Regions from separate parts of the Homo sapiens genome. Here region 1 is linked to region 2. The links are chromatin loops, found by intact Hi-C in ENCODE. Cell type or tissue: heart left ventricle. All regions are shown on one strand. Links, peaks and the distances in the headings refer to the core of each region. The heading gives the core; the rest is flanking DNA. Region 1 holds the start of LINC01752 (long intergenic non-protein coding RNA 1752). Region 2 holds the start of LOC101929413 (a long non-coding RNA gene).

Region 1 (9,714 bases), core at 1,039-9,038, 160 kb after region 2:
CTTTCTCTCTCTCTCTCCCTCCCTCCTTCTTTCCCTCCCTCCCTCTATCCCCCTCTCTCACACACACAAACACAAACAAATATATACTCACCATCCCTTCAATGTGTGCCAAAGGTCTCTTTTCAACAGTCAAAGCATGTTGAGCATAAAACCAAGTACTACTTGGCAGGGAGGTTTTTATTCCAAAGAACATTAGATTAAACAACCTGCTAAGTCAAAACAGCTTGCGTGAGCTTTAGAATCAGATAAAACAAAGGGTCAGCTAAACTATGGCCTATGAGCCAAATATGTCTTACCGCCTGTTTCTGTATACCTGTAAGCTAAAAATTGTCTTTACATTTTTTAAAGAGTTAAATATAATTTTTAAGTATAATATTTTAAGACACAAAAATTACAGGAAATTTGAAATTTCAGTGTTCATAAATAGTTTTATTAGAATACAACCACACCTGCTTTCCTCTATATTATCTGTGGCTGCTTTCACACTACAATAGAAGAGACTAGTAATTGCAACAAAGACCATATGACCCACAAAGCTGAAATATTTATTATCTGCCCCTTTATAGAAAAGGTTTGCCAATTCTTGCGATAGGACTGCACTTTGATTCTGCCATTTAACATCTCTGTGGCATTAAGCAAGTTTCTTACCCTCTGTGACCTCAGTTTTTATTTCTAAATTAAGTCATGATATACAACTTGCAGATATCTACAATGATGCTTGGCACCACATATATTGGTTCTTCTGCCACACCTCTTTCCCATGTCTTTCTCTATGTAGCTGTCAGAGGCAACAAGCCAACAGATGTTGGCACAGTTCAACTTGCAAAGAGGGCAGACCACATCATATCTTGGTTGCAAGGGCCTGGGCTGGGCTTCTGGGTCTGCTTTAGTAATAGTTATTTTTGGCCAGTACCTGGACTTTTTATTATTTTCCTTTCAGTGGAGGAAAAAGTGGATATTCACAAATTTGCATCTCCCACTTTTGCTAGTATACTCCTGGGAAACTCTTGAGCAAGAGGAAAGTGTGTTTTAGTTGTTAAACTGATAAAATGTATAAAAATATGTCAATAAGCACTAAAAGTTGGAGGGTCCGGGCAGCCCACTCCATGAAAATTAGAATTATGTATCCAATATGCAATTACTGCAAAGCATAACAACTCCCACAGTGAGAGCCCAAAATCACAAGGTCCTTGGAGACTTCCCTGCTGTTCTCCGGATCTCTCTGCCCACTTCATTCAAAATTTCTTTTACCACTAAGTCAACTCAACAAGGAAAATGGTACTCTGAAACCAGCTGAGCAGATGATTTCTACCTCAGAAGGAAACCACTATGTTTAGAGAAATTGAAGTACAACTCGGGTAGTTTTCTACTTAATTGGGTGGCGGCGTGTTCCTGTGGAATGAACTTTGGAAGAGGCCTGAGTTCAGATATCAGTGTGCCTCCTACAGCTTTGTGACCTTACCCATCCGGCTCTCTGACCCTCAGTCACCTTATCTGGGTAACGATGGAAATAATTTTTACCCCATAGGGTTGATATGGGATAAAATATATAAAGCATATCATGAGCTTATGAGCAATGACTAGCACAGAAATGCTGCTATCCTGACTTCCATTCCAAGTGGAATCAGGGGTTCAGGATTGCCACCATACTGAATACCTGCCAGTGCCAGGAACTATATCTATATACAAGATGCTAGTTAATATTTGCAACAGCTATGTGTAGCTGACATTTCTGGCTTCATCTTTTAGATGAAGATATTGATTAAGCCATTCTGAAATAATGATGGGAAAGTACTATTTTCTGTATGAAATGTATAAATTTAAGGACTGTAGCTGGTTGGTTCTGCTGCTAGCTTTGTTCCATAAAAATTACTAATGGTGTCCAGGGCTGAAAAGATGACAAAAATAATGTATTTAATCTTGCCAATTAAAAAAAAACTTTTTATTAAAATACAATATACAAAAAGTACCCTTAAGCATACAGTCCAATGAACTTTCACAAACTGAACACAATCTTAAAACCAGCACCCAGACTAAGAAACAGAACCTGACTAGTACCCAAGAAGTCCCCGGGAATGCTTTCTTCTGGTCACCAATACTAATTAGTATCCTGACTTCTATTTTTTGTTTGTTTGTTTGTTTGTTTGTTTGTTTGTTTGTTTTGAGATTATGCCTCACTCTATTGCCCAGGCTGGAGTGCAGTGGTGCCATCTCTGCCCACCGCAAACTCCGCCTCCCAGGTTCAAGCGATTCTTGTGCCTCAACCTCCCAAGTAGCTGGGATTACAGGCACCTGCCACCACACCCAGCTAATTTTTGTATTTTCAGTAGAGACGGGGTTTTGTCATGTTGGCCAGGCTGGTCTCGAACTCCTGGCCTCAAGCAATCTGCATGACTCAGCCTCCCAAAGTGCTGGGATTACAGGTGTGAGCCACCACATTCGACCTGCTATCCTGACTTCTAACAGCACAAATCAGTGGTGTTTGTTATACAAACTACAGTCATAGAGTGTGAGTTTTTGTGCATGTATCTGGCTTCTTTTGCTCAACATTTATGTTTATAAATAAGATTCATCTATATTGATGCATGTAATTTAGAATTATATCATGCACTCTCAATACTGTATAGCACCCCATTTTTGCAAACATGCCAGAATTTATTTATCCAATCTATTGCTGATGGGCATTAGAGTAATTCCAGTTATGAGGAGTTTGAACATTCTACTACGTGTCTTTTGGTGACTGTTTTCTGCGTTCTGTTAAGCACACACCAACAAGTGGGCTGGTTGAACAATAGCATAGCTACTTTCAGCTTTAGTAGATACTAGCAACCATTTTTCCAAAAAGGTTGTGTCAATGTATACTCCCACCAGCAGTGCATGTGAGTTCCAGTTGTCCCACTTCCTTGCCAACAGTAAGCATCTTCCATCTATTTCATTTTTGTCATGCTGGTGGGTGCCTGCTTGCATTCTTATTTTTGTCCTATATACCCAAAATATTCAAGGACAAGAATGAAAGACAAGAAGTGAGTACAGGAAGAGCAAATTGAGGGAGTATCACAAAGACTCCAAGAAAAACATGGGGGCCACAGCCACGTAATTACCGACTAGAAACCATCATTATCAAATGCATGTGGAATTCTAGTGCTCAATGACTCAGCCCCTCGCCATTGGTGTATTTAACGACAATGGTATATTTAAATTAAAATTCTACAACAGATTCCTGATTTTCCATCATCCCACCTTTGCACGTCAGAATTGCATTTTCTTCCCACCACTTTTTGGGTCTCCCAGAAGAGCCTTAATGAAATTTGTTGGCAAGGAACAAGTAGGAGAAATAGGAGAAGACTGGGCTCTGGATATAGTAACAATTGATAAACATAAATGTGTACTTCAAAATGGGAAGGAGTGGGGAGGAAGAGACCCAGGGTGTCCCTAACACATCCTGTCTATAGGGATAACATCACCAGTTGGATACACGGTAATAGTAATACCTTGCCATTGAATAGCCTTTTTCAATTTATAAAATGCTCTGTGAATCTATGGCATGCATGGCAAGAAACAGATCCTGTGAAAGCAAGGTGCTGGAGGGAGGGCTGCTGCATATCTGGCTTCACAGCAGAACCTTTACTGCGGTAATGGAGTAGAGGCTGCCCTCAGTGAATGAGGGTTTAGGACAATAACAGGAGGGGCTCATGCTCGCTCTCTCTCTCTCGGTCCCTCTGTCTGTGTCATGACATCTGACCCTGGGGTGATGCTGAAAATGGACCTCCCTCCCTGACTGTTCCCATGCAACATACATCCCTACTCTCTACAGCAACCCAAAACAGTTTCACTGCTGAATGTCTTGTAGCATGTGGCCCAGACTCCATAGCTCTTAATAATAGCCAATGCTTACTGGATGCCCACCACACACTGGGGAGTGTGCTAAACACATTACATGCATTATTTATTTTGATTTGGCTTAATTCCCACAAAACTCAGTCACACAACAGATAATTCACAAGACTCAGGATAAATCTAGCTCTCCCTCTCTACCCAGAAACCCATGTGATCTCAGGAGGACTTTTCCCTCTCCAAAACACACCCATGCCTGCTAATGCTTAAGGTCCCACAGTTTCAGCTCTGTTCCTGTGTCAAAAAGGGTTTGTACTTGTTTGATGCATTAATGTTTATTGGGCGCATTATCAACCATTGACACCTTAAGGGAACATGTTTAGAAGAAAAAAATCTTTTTGTAACCTGAGAGCCTGGGATCATGAGCTTCTGAAATGTCAGGAACGTGAACTACAGAACAATTTTCTCTTCCCTTTAGTGTTTCTAAATCCACAAATATTTTTGTAGATTTCCTTTGAGAAAACTCTCTCAGACTCCAGGGCAAAGACTAACTCAAAAGGTGAGGATGAAACAGACATCAAATTATATAAGTCCCAACATGATAGAACAAAAAATTTCCCTTTCACTCTGTACTTGGAGCTAAGTTTAATTATTTTACCCAACAACATATTAACCTCCAAATGGGTATGGTTTGAGGAAACAAAACAGACACTTGAAAAGGTCTAGATATTTCATATTTGACAGAGGCATAATGGGTCCTTACAGTCCACTGGGGTATCATTGAGATAGATGGTGATGGTTGACACCAGGCAAAGGACAAACTCAGCAGTACCACCCAGCCCCAAGCCCACCAAGATAGGAAGAGCGCTGTCTTCTTTCACCTTTCATCCTCCCCTTGCTCAATTCTCTGGTCTTACCTACCTCCAAATCATTTTCTACAATGTAGACAAAGAGAAATTTCAAAATCTGAGTGATTCTTTCCCCTGTGGTTACCCCTTTGTTCTTGGAGTAAGAATTCAAATGCTAACAGATACAAAAGTATAGTGAGAGAGGAGGAAAAAGTGCTAGTGTTCTATAGCACTATAAAGTGTCTGTAATTAACAATAATTAATTATATATTTTCAAATAGCTAGAAGAGTGGATTTTGAAGCTTCCCAACACAAATAAATGATCAAGGTTTGAGGCGATGGACGTGCTAATTACCCTGATTGGATCGTTACATATTGTATACATGTATGGAAATAACATACTGTACCCCATAAATATGTACAGTTATTAAGTGTCAATTAAAAACAATGACAAAGCAAGAAAAACATTCTAAATGCTGAACAACACCAACAATGACCTGAGGAATCTGGCTCCTACCTACTTTATTTGACCATCTCTCACCAGTGCATATGTCAGTCATTTCAATATTCTTTTAGTTCTTCATGCATAGTGAGTGCTCACCCACATTCAGGCCTCCCACCCCACCGTTCTGCACATATGCCTGGAAAAATAATTAAACTTAATTCCTGCTCCCTGTCACTGAATAAACTTTGACTTACTCCTTGGATCTCAGATTAGATTTCTGCAAGAAACCTTCGTCAGGTCCCCAAAAGTGAATAAGACCCAAGTGTTCCTAATGCCTTCCCTTGCATTAACCTCATGTCCATTGACCATAATTGCCTATTCGTTTATCTACATCTTTGAATGTCTTGTTCATTGGTGTATCCCATGTCCTAGTACAAGGCCCGCCCCACAGTAAGTGCCAAACTATTTTTTCATGTTGAATTAATTGAATAATTTGTTTATTAAAATAGGATAATTTCCTCTAACCAAAGAACAGATTGCCAAATTGCCTTCAACCTTCTAAGATAAGCTTGCTATTTCCTTTTGAGAAAAGAAAAGAGAAACTTAACGGAGAGAAGAAAGCCTAACACTCTGCAAAACTAAATGAATTAATTCCATTTAGCCAACAAGTAAATACAGGATTAGGAGTCAAACAGCGACAAAACCTCCCTTCCTTGGCATGTGTTGAATGCATGACCAGCTCTGAAATGTCTTCTATTTTCCCAGACTGCTTTTGTTGCTTAATTGTTCAGCAAAAAAAGAAGGAAATTCAGGCACTCCCAGGTCTCCCTCCCACGGAAACCTGTTTTACTAGCTGCATTTTATATGGCTGCAGAAGGCCCCAGAAGGAACTTACGGAAAAGAACAGGGGCTTAACAACCGTGCATCCTTCAGCTCCAGAACACACATTCAAGCTTGTGAGAGACTCCGGCTTGGGTGTTTTCCTTATGTTCCTCTCAGAGCTGCTGCGTCATTCATTGAACTTGTATTTTGGTACTGGTACAAAGCATTCCCTTTATGGTTCACTCCCAGTCTTAAACCTTACATGTGACCACATGTAAATGTGTATTTTTATGGTCCTATAATCTCAAGACTTTTAAATCTCTGTTGCTTAAAAGCATACAGTGAGCTGAAGTGAAAAGCTCTGGAGGTTTCTGATCATCTAGAAAACAGTTGATGTGCTGGTTCTAAGTGGCTTCATGGCTTCAGTTCTTTCAGGGACTGGACATAGCAGACAAAAGGCCCTGACACCTAATTAATTCTTCAGGGCCTTCAAAACAAAAATTCAAAGTGATCAGAAAATATGCAACCTGTTTCTAGGTAAATGCTTCAGCTGTAGACACCTGTATCTGCTTGTCCACTGGCAGGCTTCCTCCCTAGGGCCTGCTCCTTGGCTGTCTCACAGTACATCCACAGAATTGATTTTCTTCCCTGAGCTTACAGGGAAATCCTTGGGTGGCCTTAATGAAAGGTGGGATTTAAAAAAAATAAATTTTATTGTGCATATTTGAGTTTTACAACATGATGTTATGGGACACATATAGATAATAAAATGGTTACTATAGTAAAGCAAATTAACATATCTATTATCTCACATAGTTTTTTTGGTGACAAGAGCAACTGAAATCAACTTATTTAACAAAGATCTCTAATTCAATATAATTGTATTAACTTTAGTCCTCATGTTGTACATTCAATCTATAAATTTGTTCATCCTATATATCTGCAATTTTGTTCCCTTTGACCTATGTTCCCCCATTTGCTCTCCACCCTTCTTTTACCCCATGGTAACCACAGTTTTCTTCTGTGTACTTGACCTCTTTTAAAAAATATATTCCACATATAAGTGAGATCATGCAGTATTTTTCTGTGCCTGGCTTATTTCACTTAGCATAATGTTCTCCAGGTCCGCCCATGTTATGGCAAATGGCAGGATCTCTTTTTTAAGGCTGAATAATATTCCATTGTATTATGTATGTACCACATTTTCTGTATCCATTTATCAGTCGATGAACATTTAGGTGTTTCCATGTCTTGGCTATTGTGACTAGTCCTGCAATAAACACGGGAGTGCAGATATCTTTACGAGGTAGTGACTTCATGTCCCTCAGGTACATACCCAGAAGAGGGATTGCTGGGTTGTACGGTAGTTCTATTTTTAATTTCAAACTGTTTTCCATAATGGCTACATCAACCTACATTCTGAAATGTGGGAAATTTACAAGGAAAATAAAAACAGGAGAGAGGCTCAGGATGCAGGAAATGTGTTCTCTTTCTGTTCTGCAGAAAGCTTTCCTTACTTTCTCTCAACTCACATTTATTTTTCTCATCTCTCATTCTTCATTCTTATGATGAATATTTTGTGAATCCGGAGCAAGGTCTGATTTTATTCCAAAATTAGCACCATTTTTCTGGCACTGAACACAGGGGATTATGTATCAAAAGAATATTTGCAAATGTGAATTTGATGAAAACTACTGCATCTACCTCTCTATTTTGACCTCATTAAATAATTTTCTATACCCAGAACACTTGAGATGGTTTTGCATTATACAAGTTTAATTCTCATATGCATCAAAATATTTGTTTTTTAATGCCAAATTGGTCAGTTATTACTTTTTTCAAAATCTTCTTTGACTTTTGTTTCTCCTTTTTTTTTCTTCTTTCTTTTTTTTTTTTTGTTTTGAAAGAATTCATTTGTTTCTGAAAGATGGTCATACAGAAGAAAATAAGCTCAAGGCCCTCGATATTTCGGTCAAGGTCTTCACTTTCAGTTGAATAAATTCTGCATTCAAGGGCCCCACACGGAAGTGGGTGGGAATAGTTACATTTCCAGCCACTCTGCATCTCTAGCTTTAGTTTATTTGCAGTGAAAATTCCCAAGGTTTTCTTTCGTTTTATTTTGTTTTTCCATTTGCTCCCTCTCTGACCTGTACTTGTGCCAGCAAATCATTTCTGACCCAAGTGAACAATTTTACAGACAGCCCTGTTCATTTCCACTTGTTAGATTTGGCCCAAACTCAGCGGTCATGGCCTTTTGAATTTTAAGTCAATCTTAAAGTCAATTTAAGTCTCTTATCTAGAAATTGTGTTCCCTCTCAGCATTGTGTCCACAACATACTTGATGATCGTATTTTCAAATCTTCCTCTGAGGAGCTGATTACATTGTTGGTAAGGGTTGGTCAAGAAACAAGTTTTGGCATTACTATTATGATTAGATTTTGAAAGATTGGGTTTTTATTGATGCAGGTCCTCAGGTGGGCATTAAGAAAGAGTTTTGACAGTAACAAGGGATGAGAGGTGATGGAGGTGTTACATTTCCAGCACTTGAGTTTTCTAAGAACTGGCTTAGAAACAGCAATGGCTTCTGATGAAGTGAAGCAGGAACTAGCTAAAGGTTTACGAAATTGTTTTGTTTGGTATCTTGGAAAAGAAAAATGATCCCTCCTATAGCAACATCTTTATTTCATATGTCTATATTTTAAGAGTTGGCCCTGAAACAAAAAATCAGTCTAGTAGGAAGCTGATTCTTTTTTTTTTTTTTTTTTTTTTTAGACAGGGGATCACTCTGCAACCTCGGCCTCTGGAGTTCAAGTGATTCTCCCACCTCAGCCTCCTGAGTAGCTGGGACCACAAGCGTGCCACCACACCCCACTAATTTTTGTGTCTTTAGTAGAGACAGGCTTTCACCATGTTGCCCAGGCTGGCCTCAAACTCCTGAGCTCAAAGCAATCCACCTGCCTCAGCCTCCCAAAGTGCTGGGATTACAGGCGTGAGCCACCATGCTCAGCCAGAAGCTGATTCTTATTCACATTTTGGGGATTGCTGTAGATAGGTCTCTACCAGCTGGCCCCATGCATTCCAAGAACAAGCAGGCAAGCCTCTTTTCTCTTTTTGTGGAGGCCCAGATATATCTCAGAGTCTTATATTACCTTCCAAAGCAGCATGTAAAATCCGAGGTAGGAGTTTTATTTTTCTGCTTACTTACGTGTACCTAGACTTGAGCTATAAAAATACTGAAGTCGATAGTCAAATGTTAATCCAAGAAATTTTCAGATCACAATTCTCCCTCTCTGTCCTCAAGGCTTCAGCTCACTTTGATGAGTCTTAGAGTACAACATGAAATGTATGATTTTGACACCTGTGTAACATGAAGGTTTCCTTTCAATATTGTGTGTATTTATTAGGTGTTTGAAGCCTTGAAGGTATAAATAACTATGCTCTTCTGTACTCATGGGATGTGATTAAATTACATTCATGCATAAAATAATTCACATTGTGCCTTTTTCTGTGTTGTTAAATACTTGAAATCCGATCAGAACCTTCAGGAATTACCACACTTATCTTGCAAGGACATTTAGATTGTGTGAACATTCGTAACTGTCACATTCTCATGGCATTTATAATGAGAATGTAAATAAATAATGAGAGAAAGAAATTAAGCAAGGTAATGAAGTAATTATAAAAAACCAAGCTGAATCTCAAGAAAATTAAAATTGTGGATTTCATGTTAAATATTGAATCTTCTCTTTAACAAACTTTTTCATA
Region 2 (9,714 bases), core at 945-8,944:
TTTTTCTTTCTTTTCTTTTTCTTTCTTTCTTTTTTTTTTTTTTTTTTTTTTTGAGATGGAGTCTCACTCTGTTGCCCAGGCTGGAGGGTGCAGTGGCTCAATCTCAGCTTACTGCAACCTCTGCCTCCGAGGTTCAAACAATTCTCCTGCCTCAGCCTCCCGAGTAGTTGGGGCTACAGGCGCGTGCCACCATGCCCAGCTAAATTTTTTTTTATTTTTATTACAGATGGGGTTTCACCATGTTGGCCAGGATGGTCTCCATCTCTTGACCTCGTGACGCACCCGCCTCGGCTTCCCAAAGTGCTGGAATTACAGATGTGAGCCACCACGCCCGGCCCGGCATTTTTTTACATACACAGATTACATAGTGGTCAAGTCAGGGCGTTTAGAGTATTCATCGCCCAGAGAGCATACATTACACCTACTAAGTAATTTCTCGTCATCCAATCCCCTACCACCCCCTCACCCTTCCAAGTCTCCATTGTCTATCATTCCACTCTATGTCCGCGTGTACACATTTTTTAGCTCCCACTTATGAGTGAGAAGATGGGATATTTGTCTTTGTCTGACTTGTTTCACTTAAGATAATGGCCTCCAGTTCCATTCATGTTGCTGCAAAAGACATGATTTCATTCATTTTATGACTGAATAGTATTCCACTGTGGGTATACAAATCTTTTCTGTGAACTTAAGTTTTAATTTATCTTGGGGAAATATCCAAGAGAAGAATTGCTGGATCATGGGTTAAATGGATAATTTAAATTTATAATAAACTCTTAAACTGTTTTCCTAAAGAGCTGCACAATTTTACACTCATATCAACAATATATGAGATATCCAGTTGCTCCAGATCCATGTTGAAACTTGGTATTTTCAATTTTTAAAAATTTACTGTTCTGATGTATGTATATATATTGATACCTCATTATGTTTTTAATTTGCGTTTCCTTCATGACTAACAACATTGACCATCTTTTCATGGGCTTACTGGCTAAATCACTCAGCTTGGGCTGCCATAACAAAATACCATAGGCTGGATGGCTTAAACAACAGAATTTTATTCTACTTTTTACAGTTCTGAAGGCTGAATGTCTGGATCAGGGTACTAGCATGGTTGGGATCTGCTGAAGGTTTCTTCCTGGCTTGCAGTTGGCCACTCTCTTGCTGTGTCTTCACATAGTAGAGAAAGACAGAGAGAGAGAGAGAGACAGAGGAGAGAGAAGCGTTCTCTAGTGCCTCCTGTTATAAGGGTTTGTCCCATCAAACCAAGGCCCTACCCTCATGACCTTGCCTAATCCTAATTACCTCCTAAGAGCTCCATCTCCAAATACAGTCACACTGAGGGTTAGGGCTTCAACATATAAATTTTTGAAGGACATAGATATTTAGTCCATACCATTAACCACTCCTATAATCTCTTTTTTGAAGTGTCTATTTTTGTATTGGGTTGTCTGTCATTTTATTATTGAATTTAAGGGTTATTTATATATTTTGATAAAAGTTCTTCATCAGACATATTATTGCAAATATTTTCTCTTAAGAGAATTATGAGGCATTTTCTTAATAACATATTTTGAAAAGCAGAGGTTTTAGTTTTGATCACATACAGTAATCATTTTTTTCTTTTAAAATTAGTGCTTTTGAGTTATGTCTAAGAAATCTTTGCCCATCCCAATGTTGTGAAGACTTTCTCCTATAGCTCCTTGCAGAAGTTTTATATTTTTAGCTTATATGTTTAGTTTTACATTTTTAGCTTTTATGTTTAGGTCTAGAATCCAATTTGAGTTAGTTGTTATATGTGTCATGAGATGAGGTTTAATGTCCATTTTTTTCTATGAAGATATTCAGTTGTTCCAGAAGGATTTGTTGTAAAATCTATTCTTTTTCCCCTAAATTATGTAGTCACTTTGTCAAAAATCAATTGACTGTATACACATGGGCCCATTTCTAGACTCTCTATTCCATTCAATTGATTGGCATGCCTGCCTTTACAACAATACTACAATGTCACTTATTGTAACTTCAGAATAAATTTTCAAATCAATAGGGAAAGTCCTGCAATTTTGTTCCTTGTCAAGATTCTTTTGGCTATTCTAGGTCTTTTGCTTTTCCATCCAAATCTTAGTTTTTAAATTTCTAGTGAAGAGCCTGCTGGTATTCTGATTAAATTAGAACAATTTGGGGGATATTTAATAGATATTTTACATTATTGAGTCTTCCAAAACCATAAACGTGGTATATATTACCATTTGTTCAGATCTTTCTTAATTTCTCTCAGCAATGTTTTGTAGATGTTACCTGGAAATACAGTCATCTAAAGATTTGGCTGGGAGCTAGAGAATTTACTTCCAGGTAACTTGCTGCATTGTTGGCAGGTTAGTGCTGGGGCCGGCAGGAGTCCTTAGATCCTTACCATACGGGCCTTTCCACATGGCTGCTTGAGCATCCTCTTGACATGGCAGCTGGCTTCCACAGCATGAACAAACCAAGAGGCTACAATGCTTCCTCAGAAGCCACATGTTGTTGCGTCTACAGTATTCTATTGATCACTCAGGCCAGCCCTGTACTGTAAGAGAGGATTGTACAATGGTTAGAGTATCAGGAGATTAGGACCAGGAAAGACCATCTTGGAGGCTGGCTACCATATCAGTCATTATACCCACCCAGAATATCCTGTATATAGCTGGAAATACAGCTTATCCCAATTTGGTGGTGGCAATGTTGAGTTTTCATAGTTAAATCTTGGACTTTGAATTGAGATGAACCTGGGTTCAAATCCTGACCCTGTCCTTTGGGAAATGTAACCTCTCTGAGCCTGTTTTCTTGTTGGCAAAACCTGGATAAGAATGCCTATATCATAGGGTTGTTGTAAGAATTAAATAAGTCAATGCATTTGACATAGGGTGAGCACTCAATAAATGATAAATTCTATAATTATTACTTCTCTTAGAAATTAAGGAAATTAAAGGCTATAGTTACCTAGTTATTCCAAAACACTGGGAAGAGTTACATGAAGGAAAGGAAAAAAGTGAAAAAATATTGGGCGCTTATCAAAAATAAGGGCTTTGGCCTTGGCCAGGAGGCTGCCTTAACGGTCAGAGATGGTGGTTATATCTGATGCTCCCAGGTTCCTACCAAAATTCACGTGGCCAAGAGAGCCTGCAAGGAGTTCCTGTTCAGATTGACCATTTCTCTCTGTCTCAGTCTGTCCAAGGCTCGTCTTAGGTTATGGGAGGATGCTCTATCAACCTAAGGCAGGCTGAAAAGTCTCAGCTAGAAGGTTAACAACTCAGGAGCAGCCCTCTACACAAAAGGGACCAGAGTTGGTGGCTAAGTGCCTGAGCTGCTCTATCCCACAATGGATAATTTTCAGTTGTGTTTTGCACAGTGGCCCAGAGGGGTCCACCAGGACTGAGCCTTAAGGAGTCAATCGTTTCTTTGCAACCCCTTATTGGCTTTCTCTATTTGCTCTCTCACTTTTCCCACTCCTTCAATATGCTTCCTGGGATCCACTCCCAAATAATCTTCTTACACCAAATTATTATCAGGATCTGTGTTTGTGGCAACCCACACTAAAACACAGGCTGGCCTCAAAAATGCAATGTTTTAGACACATATGGGTGCCCTGAGTGAAAAGTGACCCTCTCCAGAGAAGGAAGTAAAGAAAGGAGATGTGCAATTTATCCCAAACCAAGAGCCCAGGTTAGAAATAAAGTTGAGAAATAGTCACTCAAGGTAGTTTTGATGCCCTGCCCTCTCCACAGTATCACACCCATAGGGTTCAAAAGTATTTGTTCTGGAGATTTCTCAGCCAATGTTCCAAAGCCCTTGGCAAAAACACCTTGCTCAAGGTAGAAGTCACATGAAATAGCAGAGTAATGTCTGCTTTTTCTATGAGAAGCAAGCCACAAGCCACAGCAGAGAAGCCACCATCCCAAACACAATTTGTCAATACTGAGGGTTTTCTTTGAAAGGACTGTACAAATACATTTCTTTCACTGGGAACTTCAATTGAAGATAATTATTCTTTTCTGCCTCATAATATATATTAAAAATGTTCACATGTGGCTTTCCAGGGAATTCTGCCAAATATTTTCAGGCACCACATCCAACTTTACTAATTTTATATGGCCTGCTTAGTCTATTATAGAATATCCTTTCGTGCAGTATGAATTTGCTAAAGAGGCTAAAATATATTCTTATATTAAACAACTAGTTTAAAAAAAGTTTTCAAGATTGGGGACTTACGCTCTTCTTACTTATCTCACAATGAGATAACCACAGAAAATAAATTAAGGCCCTTCTGAAAAATTGTACGTTTTTCTAGACTTTTACTACCATCAAGAAACAAAATAAAATAGACTATCACCTTCAGGAAATGCAAAGCACACTGACATGAAGGTTGTTTTCAGATAAACAGTGTATTTCATTACCACCAGGGCATGCAATATCTCAACCACTACCCTTCATGGCCTTTTTCTGTTTTTATGAGTTCATGCCAACAACAAGCAATGAGCACAAAGGCTGTGCGAAATGCTGCATTTGTTGGAGTGTTTGTGTTGGCTTCCTTCAAATCGGCTGATTTCCAAATCTCCTTCTCCACCCCACCTTAGTTATATTTATACTGTTGTGCAGAAGAAACTTGGATCCATATTTAAATATGAAATGCTTTGTGGCCATTCGTGCAAATCTCTTTATCGGGGTCTCGCACATTAACGCCCTTCACAATTGACCCACAGGCCAATTGTTTAACATAACGTTTCCACAGGGCTGCTTCCACGGAGTCACAGCCTTGTTTTTACTTTTCTTAGCTTTCCTGGACAATCAAAAGGAAGTGGAACAGAGCCGGCTTGCTGAAAGCTGGAGCTGCCCCAGTGTCTCCTCCTACCTTCTGTCTCGGGTTTTGTTTTTCTGCTTCTTTTTCTTTTTCTTTTTCCCATCATTTTTCACGGTAGAGAAGCCTGAGCCAGACTATGTAGCTAGAGCCTCTCAGTCCTCGTGTCTGCTGCTTTTTCCCTCCCTGCTCAAAGTTAATGTGAAGGCTGACTACGACCAGTCTCAGGAAGCTAAATTGTGCCACCTTGATTTTAGCAAAATTGGGTTCTCTGTTGATTCACAAAAGTATTAAAGTAATACAAAGGTGTGTGTGTATATGTGTTGGAGGTGGGAAGTGGAGAGACGGAACTCTCAATGGGAACTCTCAGCTTATGAAATGTAAATTTCTTCATTCCTCTTTAACTTAGGGGTCGCTTTAACCTAGAGAAGTCACACTACTTTCCCCCTTTTTAATTTTTTTTCTTTAGAAGAGAAGGGATGCAATCTGTAAAAACTGAAATGGAAAGACTCATGACACCCAAGTCACTTTTTTTAAAAGAACATTCCCACAGGTGCTATAGTCAGTAATTTAGTCTCTAAATTGCAGCTTTCTCTTCTGTAAGCTGAAGATTGATTTATATTTATGGAGTGCTTACTGTAACTACTAGATACACTAGGTATACATATAACAGACAGTAATATGCCTGTCTCATATGATGATTGTGAAGACTTTTAATAAGCTATCTCACATACAGCACAGAGCACAGAGCAGTAGTGAGTGAGTATACAGAAATGTCAATCATCACTGATAATTATCATCATGAATCATGGTGAGACTTAAGAGGTCTAAGGACTGAGAATTAATGTCTCTATTATGGTTAATAAAGTGATTGAGAGCCCAAGTTTTAGAGCCTAGTATGCTTTGACTCCAAGCTCCATTCCACTATTTCCACATATGTAACTTTTAGTAAGTTATTTAAGCTCTTTAAGCCTCAGTGTCCTCATCTGTAAAATGGAGTTAATAAAGCATTTACCTCAAAGCATTGCTATAAGAGTTGTGCTTATATATGTGTACTTAGCACAGTGTTTTACATATCAATATATGCTTTACAGATCATTATATGGTATTATTAATTATTAATATTACCTGCTTATTTAATGTATTTTTATTTTAAAGATATAAAATTGGCCCAAAGCACAAATGTATACCTACTCCTTCACATACCTTAAAAATACAGATTATTTTCATAATCAGTTGGTTTGATAATAAACATATTCTTCAGTCCTTGGAAATGTTTCAACCAAAGTGTCACCAACTCATATAAGAGTTGAACATGAAGAGAGCAATCAAGCAGAGAAACTAAGCCTGGGAGAACATTGCATGGTGCATTAATCAAGGACAGCAATCTTTGCAGTTGTAACAAACAGCCCCACATCATAGTGGCTTAACACAAAGTATAGTTACTTACTGCCCACGTTATAGTTCAGTGCAGGTCTGCAGGAAGGGCCTGCCTCCACTCATGCAGGTACCTGGGATCACCTGTCCATTGGCTACACTGCCCTTTAGGGCCTCCAAATCCCCAGCTGAATTATTCCCATCCATCTAGTAGGAAAGGAAAAAAGAATGTTGAAGGATCATGCAAAATGTTTTAGGGGCCAGTCCTGGACGTAAAATATGTTACATTGGCTAGAATGCTGTTACACATTGCCACCTATTTCAAGAGATGCTGAGATTTGGAGTCTTCTTGGGTGCCCAGAGATTTGAGTATCACCTAGCACTGTTTCTGCTTCAGGTGAGTAGAAGGAGCTCACTTTACATCCATCAACCTGATTTAAATAACTAAACAAACAGCTACAAGCTTCAATGAAAATGCCTTACCCAGACGGAGTATTTCATCCTTGCAAAAGGTGCTCCCATAATATATGGTCCAACCTAGAACAATTTTAAGAGAGAAACAAAGTGGTTAAGAGTGGTAATAAATCTAAATGATATTTTGAAATTTTAAAAATTAATTATTGATTTTAATTTGTTGGTGGAACTATAAAATAGTTCTAGTCAAAACTATTTTTGAAAAATAATATTTTTTAATCAACATAGAATATATCCATATATATTAAAATTATTTTAAATACAATGTTTATTATATGAACATTAAAAATAACGTAAGCAAAACAGTTTTTCTTGGTATATATTTATATATATTAATTGGGGTTTTTTTAGCCACATGGGACTCATACCATATTACTGGTATTTTAATATGTCTTCAATATTATTATTTTTCTTATTTTTATAAAATGCCTGAGATCTTTTCAAAATCACATGATTAAAGTATGTGAATTTCTCTATTGTTTTAAAGAAAAAATATCCCTTGACATTGGCTGTGATACCTACCAACCTGGTAATATGTCTTCAATATTATCTTATTATTTTTCTTATTTTTATAAAATACCTGAGATCTTTTCAAAATCGCATGATTAAAGTATGTGAATTTCTCTATTGTTTTAAAGAAAAAATATCCCTTGACATTGGCTGTGATACCTACCAAGCTCACAGTAAGTTTTGCTAAATGAATATTGTACAAGTCAGTTCAAGCTTATATAACAAAACACCACAGATTGGGTATTATTTCTTATAATTCTAGAGACTGAGAAGTCCAAGATCAAGGTGCTAGTGGATTCAGTTTCTCATGAAGGCTCTCTTTCTGGTTTATAGACAGCCACTTCTTGCTGTGTCCAAAGGGAGAGAGGAAGAGAAAGCTCCCTTCCTTTGGGTCAGAGCTCCACTCTTATGACCTCATTTAACTTTTATTACCTCCGAAAAGTTCTATCTCTAAATACAGTGACACTGTGGGGTAGAGCTTCAAAATATAAATCTGGGGAACACACAACTCAATCCATAGCAATGCTATTATTCTTTACTAAAATATAAAAATGTTGTTTCAGCCCTAAAATATGTACTGTATATGTACTGACTTTTTGCCTGTCCTCAGAGTGCTTGTATTAGGCAAATATTTTACAAGCAAAACTTATCAAAAAAAACTTTATGATACTTTTGAATGTTTCGCTAAACATAAATGTAACAGAATCACAGACCTTCTCAATTTTATTTTATTTCAGTATATGCAATGCAACTTTATTCTGTTAAAAACAGGAGGTCTATCAATAGTTTCTTACCACAAGGTGAGTTTTTCCATAGCATAATTATAGACTTTCAAATGGAAATTGTACACGCCATTTGAGCTTTCACTGTTTAATATGTATATTGTGTAGAAATAAATTTGAATATCTTCCTGCCTGCAAGCTTTGTTGTCAACAATTGCAGGTCCCTAAGAGTTTCAACTGCTGACTTCTTGACACTTAGTCCATTGAATACTTTGATTTAAATATTCCCAACTGATTTTGAGCAAGAAGCTCATTTACAAAAATATAGTTTTTCTTTGTCAGAGTGAACTTCTAAAACCTTTACTTAAATTCCATGAACTAGGTGAGAAAAAAAACCATTCAACCCATTAATGGAGCCACCTTAACTAATCTCTTTGAAGCATGCCTTGCGAGCATCATACAGTCAGCCTCAGGAGAACCATGGCATAACTGGTTGGAAACTGAATGTCCAATAGGGACAGAGCCTTGAGCTCTTCTCCCACCACTATATCCAGAAAAAGTTACCCAACAGTAGCTACTTCTGCCTGACTACACAATGCATGCTTCCCTTGAAAGGGATATGTTGATTTTGATGCATCTGGAAAGAGTTAGGAAGAGAAAAATGGATCATCTCTGTTTCTTTTCAGATTTGACCACTTGTTGAAATGAAAACTCTGTTTATTTCATGTGCGTCTCACTCACTTTTAGGCAAGGTCATGGAAGAAGTGAAAGCACAATGCAGAGGTCTTCCAAGTCTATCCCAGGTTATTTTAACACAAATACTGATAATAATTTTTCACTTAAGGGGAAATATCTTGGACAAATGCTAACCTGGATAGATAACAGGACAAAAGATGTAGAGCTGAATGTCCCAGACAAACTAGTACATACAGTTGATATGGTCACTCTACCTTTGTACCCCTTCCCAATTAATGCCTTAGAGGTTTCTGCATGAAAATCAAAAAGTGTATCTATCATCCAGGCATTCCAAATGGGATCTTTTTTGCACACAGCATCTGCTATGTCCTGATGAAAACTCAGTTGCTTCACGAGGGCTTTGCTAGTCATTCTCTGTCCTCTTCCTGTGATCTTTTAGATTCCAAGTGGATAGCGGAGGACACAGCACAAACTGGACAAACTGGCTAAAATTACCCAGAGCCCTCTAGTGTGGAAAAATACAGCAGAGAGGGCGAAAAAATCATTTTTAACACTCAAAAAGCAAGGGGGTGCTGGGTGTGATGGCAGGGGTGTGGGTGGGGGCCATGGTGGTCCTGAGCATAGGATCTCAGTTATGCTGCTTTAATCCCCACCTATATTCCTAATGCACTTTGGGATTCCACTGGCAAAGCTACCATTGACCTGTACACCAAATCTTAATTTTAAAGACAAGGAGATACACTCCCTGCATGTAATCCCCAAAGCTCAAAACAGCTAGTTTTAGAACAAATTAATAAAATTCAGCTTTCCACCCCAGATGGCAAACCCCAGTATTATTTATTTCAAGAGCTAGTTGAGACTGAAAAGATAAACAGGCTGAAGAAAGAGAAATAAAGCAAACAGGCAGTTTTGTTATAGTTTACATCTGCAATTCTATCCCTGAAATATCTCTTCTAGCAGCTTTCCAAGATAGATTATTGTCTGCACTTAATCAAGACATTTCTTTTTTTTTTTTTAAACTGTCACCAGGAAACTAAGACATTACACCAAATCATTCATTTACCTATTCATTCACTCTCAAATGTTCATTCAACACACATT

What was found. Peaks named below come from ENCODE experiments on the same cell type or tissue, not always from the same donor. Only the 100,000 strongest peaks of a DNase experiment are listed, where the experiment ranks them.
Region 1: a loop joins it to region 2, with 4 times the contacts of the local background. A loop is called at or near these places in 2 of 110 quality-filtered maps.

What each region holds. Positions count from the first base shown.
Region 1 is chr20:10,743,523-10,753,236 of GRCh38, reverse strand. It overlaps LINC01752 (long intergenic non-protein coding RNA 1752), which reads right to left and starts at 147. Exons shown (of 2, transcript NR_110611.1): 1 at 92-147. In heart left ventricle, for the core only: no CTCF peak of the experiment used is centred there; no DNase peak of the experiment used is centred there; H3K27ac peaks cover 1,936 bases.
Region 2 is chr20:10,905,860-10,915,573 of GRCh38, reverse strand. It overlaps LOC101929413 (a long non-coding RNA gene), which reads left to right and starts at 6,302. Exons shown (of 7, transcript NR_109866.1): 1 at 6,302-6,608. In heart left ventricle, for the core only: a CTCF peak has its summit at 4,880; no DNase peak of the experiment used is centred there; H3K4me3 peaks cover 486 bases; H3K27ac peaks cover 1,802 bases.